Regions from separate parts of the Homo sapiens genome. Here region 1 is linked to region 2. The links are chromatin contacts, found by Hi-C or POLR2A ChIA-PET in ENCODE. All regions are on one chromosome and are shown on one strand. Each heading gives the region's core, a stretch centred on a gene start or an enhancer-like site at or near the end of the contact. The rest is flanking DNA. Distances are from core to core; before and after follow the strand shown. Region 1 overlaps SYT6 (synaptotagmin 6). Region 2 has its middle 54 kb from the start of OLFML3.

Region 1 (5,938 bases), core at 2,226-4,725, 75 kb after region 2:
AATAAGCCAAGGCCCTGTCTCCCCCTACCTCCAGAGCCTGCGCTCACCGCACTCTCCTCTAGGCAGCCCTGACACCCTCACCCTCTTTTCCTAGCCCTAGATTTGTCTTTTTGTCCAGGCCCCCGAAAAAAGTCACCCCCCAAATCAAATTCTAGGAACAGCAGAAGGTGAATACCCCCAGCTTCCCAGGAAGGGCCTGGCTGGGGCCAGGGCGGGGCACACTGTGGAGACAGCCACCCCTCCTGCACACAGAACCACGTGGCCTCCGCAGAGCCAGCCATCCCACACCAGCCCCTGTGAAGCGCCTCCATGAAGATCACTTCCAGCTGTGAGGCTCTCAGCAACTCTGCGAGGCAGGCTTGTTGGCATTTTCCCCTCCATTTCACGGACGAATAACTTGCTCAGGTTTACAAGCCTTGCCAGCTGCTTGGACTCGTGACTCTCGAGAGAGTGGTCCTTGCACTCCGCTTTTGAGCAATGCCCTTCCAGCTCATCTAGGAAGCTGCTCAAGGGAACCCTCACCCTTCTGCACCTTGGCTTACATTCCATCCACTTGTTCATTTTTGTTTCCATTCGTATTTACAGAGTGCCTGCCAGAGGCACCATGCTTTGTGGAGAGTATGCAGTCCCCACCCTCGACATGCAGATGGTCTAGCGGGGCGTAACCAGTTAAAAGAAGGTGCTGGAGTCCCCATCTCACTCAGGTGCATCTCCTGGCTCCCTAGTCCCCTAGTCAAGAGAGAGACACATAGCAAGTGCCCTGTGCCCTGGCATGGGTCCTGCGGCAGGGGGCAGATCAGCATCACATCTGGCTAAATATTCCATGTCTCACATAGGCACTGAGGTGTAAAGAGAAGCCCCTTTATTTCCCTTAATAACCCTTCAAGCCCCAAGTTACTGAAACTCTTTAGATTCAGTGAGCACAGTACTAGGAACCAACCCATTGCACATGGACTGTGTGCCAGGCCTCTGCTAAGTACTTTGCTAGATTATCTCGGTGAGTCTTACCTCAGCCCTGCGAGGTAGGTGCTCTCTCTCTCATCATCCCTATTGCACACAGGAGAAAATTAGTGTTTGGTGAAGTTAAATAACTGGCCCAAGGCTGTGTGACTAGTGAGTGCTTTGGTGCCAGATTTTCATATATCCTTGCCACTGCTCAAACCCCTTCAGTGGTTCCCCTTGTTTGGCTTCTGGGATCAAGGCTCATCTTCTTAGCTTGCACTTGGGGCTTTCAGCAACTGGGCCCTGTCCTACCTCCTCACCTGCTGCTCTCTCCCTTCTCTGTGCCAACCCTCTGCTCCACATGGCTGGTATATTGTTGGTCCTTCTTGTCAAAATGCCTCCCCTTCTCCTCTTTGCTTGGATACTCCTATACCTACATCATGCCCCCACACCACACCCCCATGGACCCTTGCCCAGGGTCCAGCCCACAGTAAGCATCTCTCCCGAACACCCCTGCAGGGCTTCCTGTCCTCGAACAGCTCACAGGAGTCACCAAGTCCCCTTTGCCCTGCAGCTGTGCCCCCCAGCATCTAGTGACGAGAGCCCCTTTTGGGACAGGGTCCTTGCCTTGCACCTGCTTGTGCTTCAGCATGCCCAGCAGGACACAAAAGCAGCTACAGAAATGCTTGCAGAAAGGGGTGCTCACATTTTAGTAAAAGAACTCTGGAAGGAGTGGTTCTTCACGCAGTGTTATGATCAAGTTAGGGCCCTGGGAAGAACTCTGGAAGCTCCTGTGGCCCCTCTGAGAGGGAGCAAACAAAAGGCCACTGTCACCATTTCCCCACCACCAAGTCCTACAGATGCGGAGTTGCCTGCGCTTTCACAGGCTGTCTCTTTTGGGGGAGTCTGAGTTGATTTGTTATGGACCTGGGAGGCTTGCCTGGGGATATGAGGGGTCCCTCGGGGTAAACAGCATTGCCCCAGGCTCTATGAACTGCTGTCAGGATGGCTCCCTCCAGGGGAGCAGTGACCCGCAGACCTCCCTGGTTTTTGCAGGACCCCTGCTCTTTCTCATAGGACCGTGGCAGCTGGCGACATGCAGGTGCTGAGTCTGCAGTGTGGTGTGGCCCGTGCACCCAAAAATGAACTGCACCCTCCATCCATGGGCGCAGCCAGGTGAAAGGACTGGCTCAAGATCCCACTATGACCTGGAGGCAGGGAGGAAACCAGGGCCAGAAGACAAAAGCCTGGCTCCAGGCTTCGCACGGGGGAGTGGCTGGCCCTCACTGTGCCTGGTGGCAAGTCAGCAGCTCTTGGTTCACTGTTCCCCTGCACACACAAGCAGCGGAGGACTGGATTATTTAATAAAGGAAATTAAACAGGTTAATTTTGAGTAAATAAGAGATGAGAGCTAAACAGAGAGGGTCAGCATCTCCTGGTAGTCACTCTCTCTCTCTGGAAAGCCAGGCCCCAGCTCGGCCCTCACCAGGTCCTCTCTCTGCACTACCCTCTCTCAGGCGGTTTCAGTCAGATCCCACATGGCTTACCAGCCTTTTATCCTCATTAGAGGTGTTTGAGACTTTGGACTTCAATAAAACAAGGGGTGACCAGGGGCTTCAGAACAGCTAGCACATTATTGCTTTCATCTTCACCTGCTGTCAGGAGAGGCTGCCTTAGGGCCCCTGACTGGTAATGAGCTCTCTGGTGCAGGAGAGGTCACTGCTGTCCAGAAAGCAGCAGAAACCAGCGTAGCCCTCTAGACTTCTAACCTAGGAGCTGATAGGGTAGATCTGAGCTCAGTAGCAGCTGGCTGAAAGTCTTGGCTAGTGCTTGCAGGAGGTGGACCTGCTGGCAGGGGAGGGGAAGCCAGGATGTTGGCTTCTGGAGAAATCTGTCCTTTAGTGCAACTTGTCCACCTGATGTCGCTGCCCATATTAGTAGCATTCTCCTTGGCTGCAGTGCACAGGGCATCTGGAGAGTAAGATTCTTAAAGGCTCACCTATCTATAGCACAACACTGTGCTCCCTGGCTTCCCAGAGGCCCATCTGCAACAACTGATTAAAGCACTTCTCTCTACTTGATGCAGTCACATAGTCCTGGGCATAGAAAAAGAGATCCTATTTGTGGGCTGCCCATGAAAGAGCAGTGAACCATGAATCAGGAGACCTGGACTTTAGACCCTCTACCCCCAGTTAGCTGTGAGACCTTGAGCAAATCATTTCCCATCTCTGGTCCTTGGGCTATAAAATGAAGGGGTTGTTCTAGATGAGATGCTCTATCCTCAAGGTCCCTGTCAGCCATGAGAACCCAAGATTCCAACTGGAAAATCTATCAGCCATCACCAACTGAGACGACCCAAGGATGCTTAAGTGGTGTCTATCGCCTGCCTCAGGGAATCTAGCAATTTCGTTTTGAAATCCAAATGCTCCCATTTTTTAAGTTCCCATTGCCCCTCAAATGTTTTGTTCTTCTCCAAGGCCAGTCATGTTTCCTCCTGAATAAGCAGCGAGTGGCGTCAGTGCCTGTGAGTCCATCTTGGGAATGCAGGCTAAGCAAAGCAAGAACAATGCTTCCCCATTTCTTACAGAGCACTTCTAGTCTCTTAGTCATTAAGTGGCTTGTCTGAATCTCTCATCATCAGCAGAGAAGCATCCGCTATACTTTCAGGAAAGCCATAGGAGACCTAAAAAGATCTCAGAAGCACTGGGCAGGAAGTGCTGTTAAGTTCCCCAGGGGTTGTGGGAGGGTAGGGGGGCTGGAAGAGAGATGAGGTAGAAGCCAGTTGGACTCCAATGGCTAAAGAAACCCCGCATTGTAGGCCTGGGGCTCTGTGTTGGGGGTACAGAGATGAGTCAGATGTGGAAGCCAGATACCTGGAGCTGAGCCAGCCCCTGTGATATCTCCTCCCATAGCAACACAGGCCTCCTCTTCATAGCACACACTACAACTCTAACTTTTATGTTGATCTGGGGACTACATGATGAATGCCTGTGTTTCTCACCAGATTGTATGCTCTTTGAAGGCACGAATGGGGTCTGGTTTTATTCATCCTTATACCTCTCATGTGTAGCCCAGTGCCTGATGTGTAGTAAGTGCTCAGCAAATACTGGCTAATGAACAAATGGTTGAGAATGTGGATTTGGGGTCAGGCAGATCCAGCTTCCAGCTCTTAAGACTATGAAAGCTTAAGTACTCCTAAGAGAGTAGTATGGCTTACTTAACCTTTCATAATCTTGGCTTCCTAACCTGTACACTGTACAGTGGGATGAATATAGGACCCACCTCTTAGGGTTGCCGCAGAGATTAAATGAGGTAATTTGTGCAAAGTGCTTACTTAGCACAGTGGCTGGCACAGAGTAGGTGCTTAGTAAGTATTGGCAACTATTATAATTATTACTACTGTTATAAAGAGCTCACGGTCTTGGAACAGGGGCAGGGAAAGGCATGTCAGTAGGTAGTACTGTTTGGTTTGGTCGGTGCAGTAATAGAGGTGTGGACAAGACGTGGGCATGCAGAGCAAGGAAGAAGGAATTCAGCCCCAGATTTCAAGCTAGGCTTCCCAAAGAGGGTGATATTTGATAGGATCTAGACAGGTCAGTAAAAGTAGATTTCTAGCAGAAAAAAGTAAGCAAGCGCTTTTGCTTTTTTTCTCTGGAGAGGGATCAACAGTGCCTAAAGACACAGAAGGGGCAGGGAGTGTTCGGGGCGCATGAGAGGTTCCCTGTGGCTGACAGCATGGTGATGACAGGGGCGGAGAGCTCCCAGATGAGGCTAGAAACAGGGCCCCAGGCAAGGGCCAGCCTTGCCTGCCTCTTAGCCCATACTTGGGAGTTTGTCCTTGATTCTGCAGACAATGGGAGACTGGCTCTACCCCTGCCCTTCCTGCTTTACTTCCTACTCAGTCCACTGTGTCACCTTCAACCCAGACACCCACACCAGAGACCATTTTCATGTGTGTCATTCATTTGTCACACACCCACTAAATGTTGGAGGATCTGGAGAGATAGTAATGATAAGACAAAGTCCCAGCCCTCCAGGAACTTGTATTCTAAGGGAGGAAGACAAAAGTACACTAAGCAAGATGGTACCCAAGGGCAGCGAGGGAGCCAGGGACCTGACCAAGGGTAGTGAGTGGGTGTGCGGCCGCTTTATTCATAGTGGTCCTGAAAGATGGGGAGGAGCAGCCAAGAATGGAAGGAGAGCTCTCAGCAGAGGCTAGCAAAGAGTGCTGTGGGTCTGGCTGGGGGAAGCGGATGGTGGCTATGATACCAGAGTAAGCAAAGGGTAAGAGGGAGGTTAAGGGAGGACTTGCAAGTGCTTGGATTTTGCTTCCTATGAAAAGCAGAGCCCTTTGAGGACTTGCAGCAGTTTGGGACTTCAGCAGCTTGTAAAGAATGGGTGGCAGGGGCCGGGAGAAAGTGAGCATGAGTTCAGATGCTACGGCCTCCACAGCTACTCAGTTCCCAAGCTGCACAGCTTCTCCCTTCTGAGTGTCCCCAAACTCTGAGGCCCTCTCCTCCCATCCTCGCTGCACTACCTCAGCTCTGGCCTGCACCATCTCTGCCAGATCCTTGCAGTTTTCTAACTCCCCCTGCCCACTCCCTCCAATCCATCCTCCTTGCTGTAACCAGGTGGTTGGTCTCCTGCTCAGAATTCTTCAGTGGCTTCTCATTTCACACTTGTTTTGTAGTTGGAAAGCCTCTTCTTCAAATGAAGTATCATCCAAAAGCCCAATCATATACAGCAGCTGAAGAGTGGCTCAGAAACAGGGCATCCAGAGTACCTTCAACACCTCGGGCTCCCTCCTTGGAACTTTTAGGAGTCGGCATGAAAAATCACTAATCCACAGAATCACATGGCATTCAAGCTTCTTCACCGGGTGGCCCTCGCCTTTCTAGCCAGCCTCACCTTCCACTGTTCTGCCCCAGGTGCCGTACACTCCAGCCATAATAACCATAACATTGAGTGTTTACTATGTGCTGTCCTGCCCTAAGTG
Region 2 (6,127 bases), core at 2,002-4,501:
TCATTAATGCCTCTTTAATAAAAACTCTTCTCAAGGCCACTTTACTTCCAAAGGAAGCTGGAGTCATTCACTGCAAGGGCCATCAAAAGGCATCAGATCCCATTGCTCAGGGCAACACTTATGCTGATAAGGTAGCTAAAGAAGCAACTAGTGTTCCAACTCCTTTCCCTCACGGCCACTTTTTCTCCTTCTCATCGGTCACTCCCACCTACTCCCCCACTGAAACTTCCACCTATCAGTCTCTTCCCAAACAAGGCAAATGGTTCTTAGACCAAAGAAACTATCTTCTTCCAGCCTCACAGGCCCATTCTATTCTGTCATCATTTCATAACCTCTTCCATATGGATTACAAGCTGCTAGCCCATCTCTTAGAACCTCTCATTTCCTTTCCATTGTGGAAATCTATCCTCAAGAAAATCACTTCTCAGTGTTCCATCTGCTATGCTACTGCTCCTCAGGGATTATTCAGGCCCTGTGACCTCCCTTCCCTACACATCGAGCTCAGGGATTTGCCCCTGCCCAGGACTGGCAAATTAATTTTACTTACATCCCCCGAGTCAGGAAACTAAAATACCTCTTGGTCTAGGTAGACACTTTCACTGGATAGGTAGAGGCCTTTCCCACAGGGTCTGAGAAGGCCACCACGATCATTTCTTCCCTTCTGTCAGACATAATTCCTCAGTTTGGCTTTCCCACCTCTATACAGTCTAATAATGGACAGGCCTTTACTAGTCAGATCACCCAAGCAGTTTCTCAGGCTCTTGGTATTCAGTGGAACCTTCATACCCCTTACCGTCCTCAATCATCAGGAAAAGTAGAACTGACTAATGGTCTTTTCAAAACACACCTCACCAAGCTCAGCCTCCAACTTAAAAAGGACTGGACAGTACTTTTACCACTTGCCCTTCTCAGAATTCGGATTGCTACAGGGTACAGCCCATTTGCGCTCCTGTATGGATGCTCCTTTTTATTAGGCCCCAGTCTCATTCCAGACACCAGCCCAACTTGAACTGCACCCCAAAAACTTGTCATCCCTACTGTCTTCTGTCTAGTCATACTCCTATTCGCCATTCTCATCTACCCATAAATGCCCTGCTCTTGTTTACATTGCCGGTTTACACTTTTCCTTCGAACCAGCATAACTGATATCTCCTGGTTTTACCTCAAACCGCCACCCTTAAGTCTCTCTTAAAGTGGATAGATAATCTTTGCTGACAGGGTACGCTCCAATACTTTCACCCTGATGAAGCCCTATTCTTTACTTTTATACTCACTCTTATTCTCATTCTCATTCTTATGCCACTCTCTACCTCTCTCCCCAGCTATCTCCACCACACTATCAATCTCTCTCACTCTCTCCTAGCCGTTTCTAATCCTTCTTTAACAAACAATTGCTGGCTTTGCATTTCTCTTTCCTCCAAAATCGCTGAGGCCTCAACTTACACACTGAAAAAAAAAAAGACTCTGTATATTTTTAAATGAAAAGTGTTGTTTTTACCTAAATCAGTCTGACTTGGTTTGTGACAACATAAAAAAACTCAAGGATAGAGCCTAAACTTGGGACCAAGCAAGTAATTACGCTGAACCCCCTTAGGCACTCTCTAATGTCCTGGATGTCTGGATGTCCTGGGCCCTCCCAATTCTTAGTCCTTTAATATCTGTTTTTCTACTTCTTTTATTCGGGTCTTGTGTCTTCCGTTTAGTTTCTTAATTCATCCAAAACCGTATCCAGGTCATTACCAATCATTCTATACGAAAAATGTTTCTTCTAACAACCTCACAATGTCACCCCTTACCACAAAATCTTCCTTCAGCTTAATCTCTCCTACTCTAGCTTCCCACGCCACCCCTAATCCCGCTCGAAGCAGCCCTGAGAAACACCGTCCATTATCTCTCCACACCACCCCCCAAAATTTTCACTGCCCCAACACTCACCACTATTTCATTTTATTTTTCTTATTAATATAAGAAGACAGGAATATCAGGTCTCTGAGCCCAAGCTAAGCCATCATATCCCCTGTGACCTGCATGTATACATCCAGATGGCCTGAAGCAAGTGAAGAATCACAAAAGAAGTGAAAATGGCCTGTTCCTGCCTTAACTGATGACATTACCTTGTGAAATTCCTTCTCCTGGCTGATCCTGGCTCAAAAGCTCCCCCACTGAGCACCTTGTGACCCCCACCCCTGCCCACCAGAGGACAACCCTCTTTGGCTGTAATTTTCCACTACCTACCCAAATCCTATAAAACAGCCCCACCCCTATCTCCTTTCACTGACTCTCTTTTTGGACTTAGCCCACCTGCACCCAGGGGAAATAAACAGCCTTGTTGCTCACACAAAGCCTGTTTGGTGGTCTCTTCACACGGACGTGTGTGACAAGGAACACCCTCCTTGAGCACAGGGGGAGGGTGAATATCAGAACTGAATCTGACTTCTGACAACATAGGAGCTGAAGGGACCTTGGATGTTGGGTAAGCAGTTCCCACTGTCTGTCACAAGCCCTAATAAAATACAAGTAAGAGAAAAGAACAAAACTGGGGCAATCTAATCAAGAAAGGCTTTCTGGAATGCATGAGGCCCCAGCGAGATCTAAAATTCCTAGATGGACTTGGTGTTGTGGAAGCAAGACAGCAGTCGGGCAAAGGAGAGACAGGAAGCAAATGAATTCTACCTTGCCAACAATGGGAAACAGACATACTTAATGTGAGTAGAGAGGTAGCCTTGGCCAGGAAAGTTTGTTTGAAGATCCTGGTCTGTCTTGACTTTAAATCACTTGCCTTTGGAATGGAAGAGAACAGACATCTCATCAAATGAACCAATCTGAATGCAAGGAGCACCCGAATCCATCCCCACTCAGGAATCCTGGTTACAGATGCTAAAAGATGTCTTTGACAGTGAACAGTGGGTCATAAGATCTATTTCTGCCTCCTGTCTGTGACTCACTGGATGACTCAAGGTGAATCTCTCCCCATTTCTGAGTATCTGGCCCCCATCCATGAAGAACAGAAGATCACATCAGTATTTCCCTTCGGCAAGGTTGGCCCCCGCTGCAGCAACTGTGCAAAGACCACCAGACTGCCCTCTCTGCCAGCTTACTCTTCAGCCTTTCTGGCTCTTTCTCCCACTTCCACATCCCTGCTTCATTTTTCTTTTTCTCCTTTTGCAAATAGCATTGCTCCAAAGCAACCCAGGCACGTGTCTTGGGGACAGCGCTGCGAGCTACCCCTGAGCTGTGGGGAGCAGGCCCAAGATTGTTTGCTATTAGCAACTCCTGTTTGCAGGATAAATAAAGCGAACCTGAGTGCAGGCTCCTGTGGGCTGGGACATTTTCATTCTGCAGCAGGTCAGCTTCCATTCCACTAGGGGGCTTTGAATGTTAATAGGCATTTCTTTCCAGGTACCCTTCTCCTTTCTCTACAGTGCACCAGTCCCTGTGGGACCTTCCATTGGCATCCTACGGAGAGATTATTACTCTTTTCATTGTTTTCCTTACAAATTAGTTTCTGGATTTAATGGCTTTGGTTGCTGAGCAGATTTTGGAAATTGGGGCAGATGGTGGGGTGGGGTGATCTGCAGAGCCCATTATGGGCACTGGGTTATTGACTGCTTGGGATTTAAGGTGGAATTAACGCTTTCCTGTTTCTTGGGGAATTTTGCGATGGGGTTGGACCTTCTTTTCCCTTAGAAGGAATTGTGTTTGTTGTTATTGCATGTTTAAGAAGCTTCTAGAAATTGTAGCTCTGGAATACAATAGGTAGAGAATGCAGGTTTTTAATGGGATGTGGGGGAGTGTTGCTCAGTTGTGGGAAGATTTGTAATAATGGTTGGGACTGGGGATAGAGCGTTACCTGAGGACGGTTTTATTAATGCCACAAAGCATAAAGTTTAAAAAAAAAGAAAAAAGAAAATCCAGGGGTGTCTTACTGTCAGAAGCTTTGGAACCATGTTGAATAGGTGCTGGGTAAAATGAGACTGAGACCTGCTGGGCTGCATTCCCAGGAGGTTAGGGATTCGCAGTCACAGGGTGTTTACAGTTAAGGGAACAGGTTAATAATGTTTACCAAACAGACCCAGGACTTAACAGACCCAAGAAATGTCTTGATGTCCTGCTATCTTAAGCACAAAAGCATTCTTTGTTTAGTAATAAATTTTGCTTTAAAGATAGTAATATAGATTCTTGCAAAAGTCAGTAGTTACACAAGGATTAACAATCCTTTGTCATGAGCCCTTGTAATAGACCACATCCTTTTCATGATTTTTTGCCTTGTTATCTCATATATAAACATGCATTGCACCTAATAAGGTGGGCGCCTTACTCCTCTTGCTTTCAGAAATGCCCTGCTCAGTCCATGGAGCAACCATTCTTTCATTCCTTTACTTTCTTAATAAACTTGCTTTCACTTTACTCTGTGGACTCACCTGGAATTCCTTCTTGTGCAAGATCTAAGAACCCTCTTTCGGGGTCTGGATTGGGACCCCTCTTTCATAACACTGGTGCTAGGAATGTGAGCACAAGTGCATGCCGGAGGAGTGGACAAAGGTGAGAACCACTGTTCCAGGAGGACAGGGTGGGATGAGATGGGCACCCTAGGAGGTAACGGGGTCTGTGAAAAATTGGTGGGAGCTGGTAATCTGAGTGATTCATCTTTGAGTTTAGGATGGGTTAGTCATCTCTACAGTGGGCTGGGACCAAGAGGTGCCCATCCAGCTAGAAACTGCTGCTGAGTGGGAGTTCCCACAAGGGTTTGGAGCTTCGAAATAGGAAGATGGAAGTGAACAGCGAAATGAGCAGCAAGAAAAACAGCTATCATTAAAAGAGGAATTTGGGGATCAGAGAAATTATGCCAAGGAGATGGTACCATTAATCTCCCAATTCAGATGGAAGCCTTTGTAGTTAACGGGGAGACGCCTTGTAATAAAAACCAGGTCAGAACGTAGGCAAAAGGTTCTTTAGCATAATAAGGCCAGGATAATTACTTCCTTAAGAGTAGGGTCAAAGCTGTGTTAATGGGAAGAATATGCATGCATTACATATGCTAGACTGAGGTCTTTGTAAGAAAATGAATTGCAAAGGGGTATTTTCTTTTAGGTCATTCAGGGAAAGAAGACTGCAGCATTTGCTCATGGAGAGGAGCTGAAATGGAGGTGAAAAATCCACTATTTCTGCTCATCATCCCTCCCCACATGCGTAGTTCTCAGCTGATTAGCAGAGCCTTGGATGGAGGAAGACCATACTGACACCCGCCTGAGGAAATGGCAGGACCAAGAGGAGAGTGGGCTTAGGTTTTCCTCATCCTATAGGAGAGGAAGAATATCCTGACTGAGGAAGGACTTACAGTGGGGACTGTGAAGGGGATGGAGTGGGATGAGGAAGGGAATTAGAGAATGGGGAACATTCTGCCCGAGGCGTTGCCTTCTCTTATGTACAGATAATGGTAGCTCTCCTTTATTTGAGGAGCTACTCTGTTCTAAGCTCTTTTACCTGGATGGTCTTGTTTAATCCTCACAGTAATACTAAGAAAAGACACTATTATTTTCTATTTCCATTTCATAGATGAGCAACCAAAGGATTAAAACAGGCGTGTGCAATCATTTGGCGTCCCTGGGCCGCATTGGAGGAAGAATTGTCTTAGGCCACACATAAAATATACTAACACTAACAATAGCTGATGAGCTAAAAAAAAAAAAAAATTACAAAAAAAACTCATAATATTTTAAGAAAGTTTATGAATTTGTGTTGGGCCATATTTAAAGCCATCCTGGGCTGCATATGGCCCATAGGCTGCAGGTTGGACAAACTTGAATTAAAAGTTCATGTGACTTGCCCAAGGTCATTCCCCTAGCGAGTGGTGGAACTAGGATCTGTCTGAGGCAGTGTGGCTCTAGAACTCAATCTCTCAAACTACACACTACACTAGTTCGGAAATGGAGACTAAATGATCACAACCTTCAGTGCTCCAGGTCTTTCTAGCTTTGGAGAACTTTGATAAAGAATTGCTTCAAATGCCATCAGAGATATTACTATAGAGTTTGTGTTTGCCTAGAACAGAGGTGTAAAAATGAAAAAGGTAAAAATAAATAAAATAACTATACAGTCTGACGAAGACTGGCTAGGCTGTGTTAGG

Evidence for each region. A loop is a pair of places that touch in the nucleus more often than their neighbours do. ChIA-PET counts read pairs that join two places held with the same protein, here RNA polymerase II (POLR2A).
Region 1: a loop to region 2 is called in a map of Caco-2, with 14 times the contacts of the local background. The contact joins two enhancer-like sites. A Hi-C loop is called at or near these places in 2 of 168 maps with a recorded cell type or tissue (Caco-2 and PC-3). POLR2A ChIA-PET finds 5 or more read pairs at or near these places in 3 of 52 experiments (H1, OCI-LY7 and activated T-cell).

What each region holds. Positions count from the first base shown.
Region 1 is chr1:114,105,321-114,111,258 of GRCh38, forward strand. The region is part of intron 3 of SYT6 (synaptotagmin 6); the gene reads right to left. Among named protein-coding and RNA genes, the nearest start is that of SYT6, 46 kb to the right of the region's middle. RefSeq lists enhancers at 1-222, 3,913-3,962. Within about 2 kb of position 3,476, at least 2 of the 41 ENCODE cell types and tissues checked have a DNase peak (open chromatin) inside an H3K27ac peak, as active enhancers do.
Region 2 is chr1:114,030,105-114,036,231 of GRCh38, forward strand. No RefSeq gene overlaps it. Among named protein-coding and RNA genes, the nearest start is that of OLFML3, 54 kb to the left of the region's middle. RefSeq lists enhancers at 517-1,100, 1,685-2,268 and a silencer at 4,923-5,217. Within about 2 kb of position 3,252, at least 3 of the 41 ENCODE cell types and tissues checked have a DNase peak (open chromatin) inside an H3K27ac peak, as active enhancers do.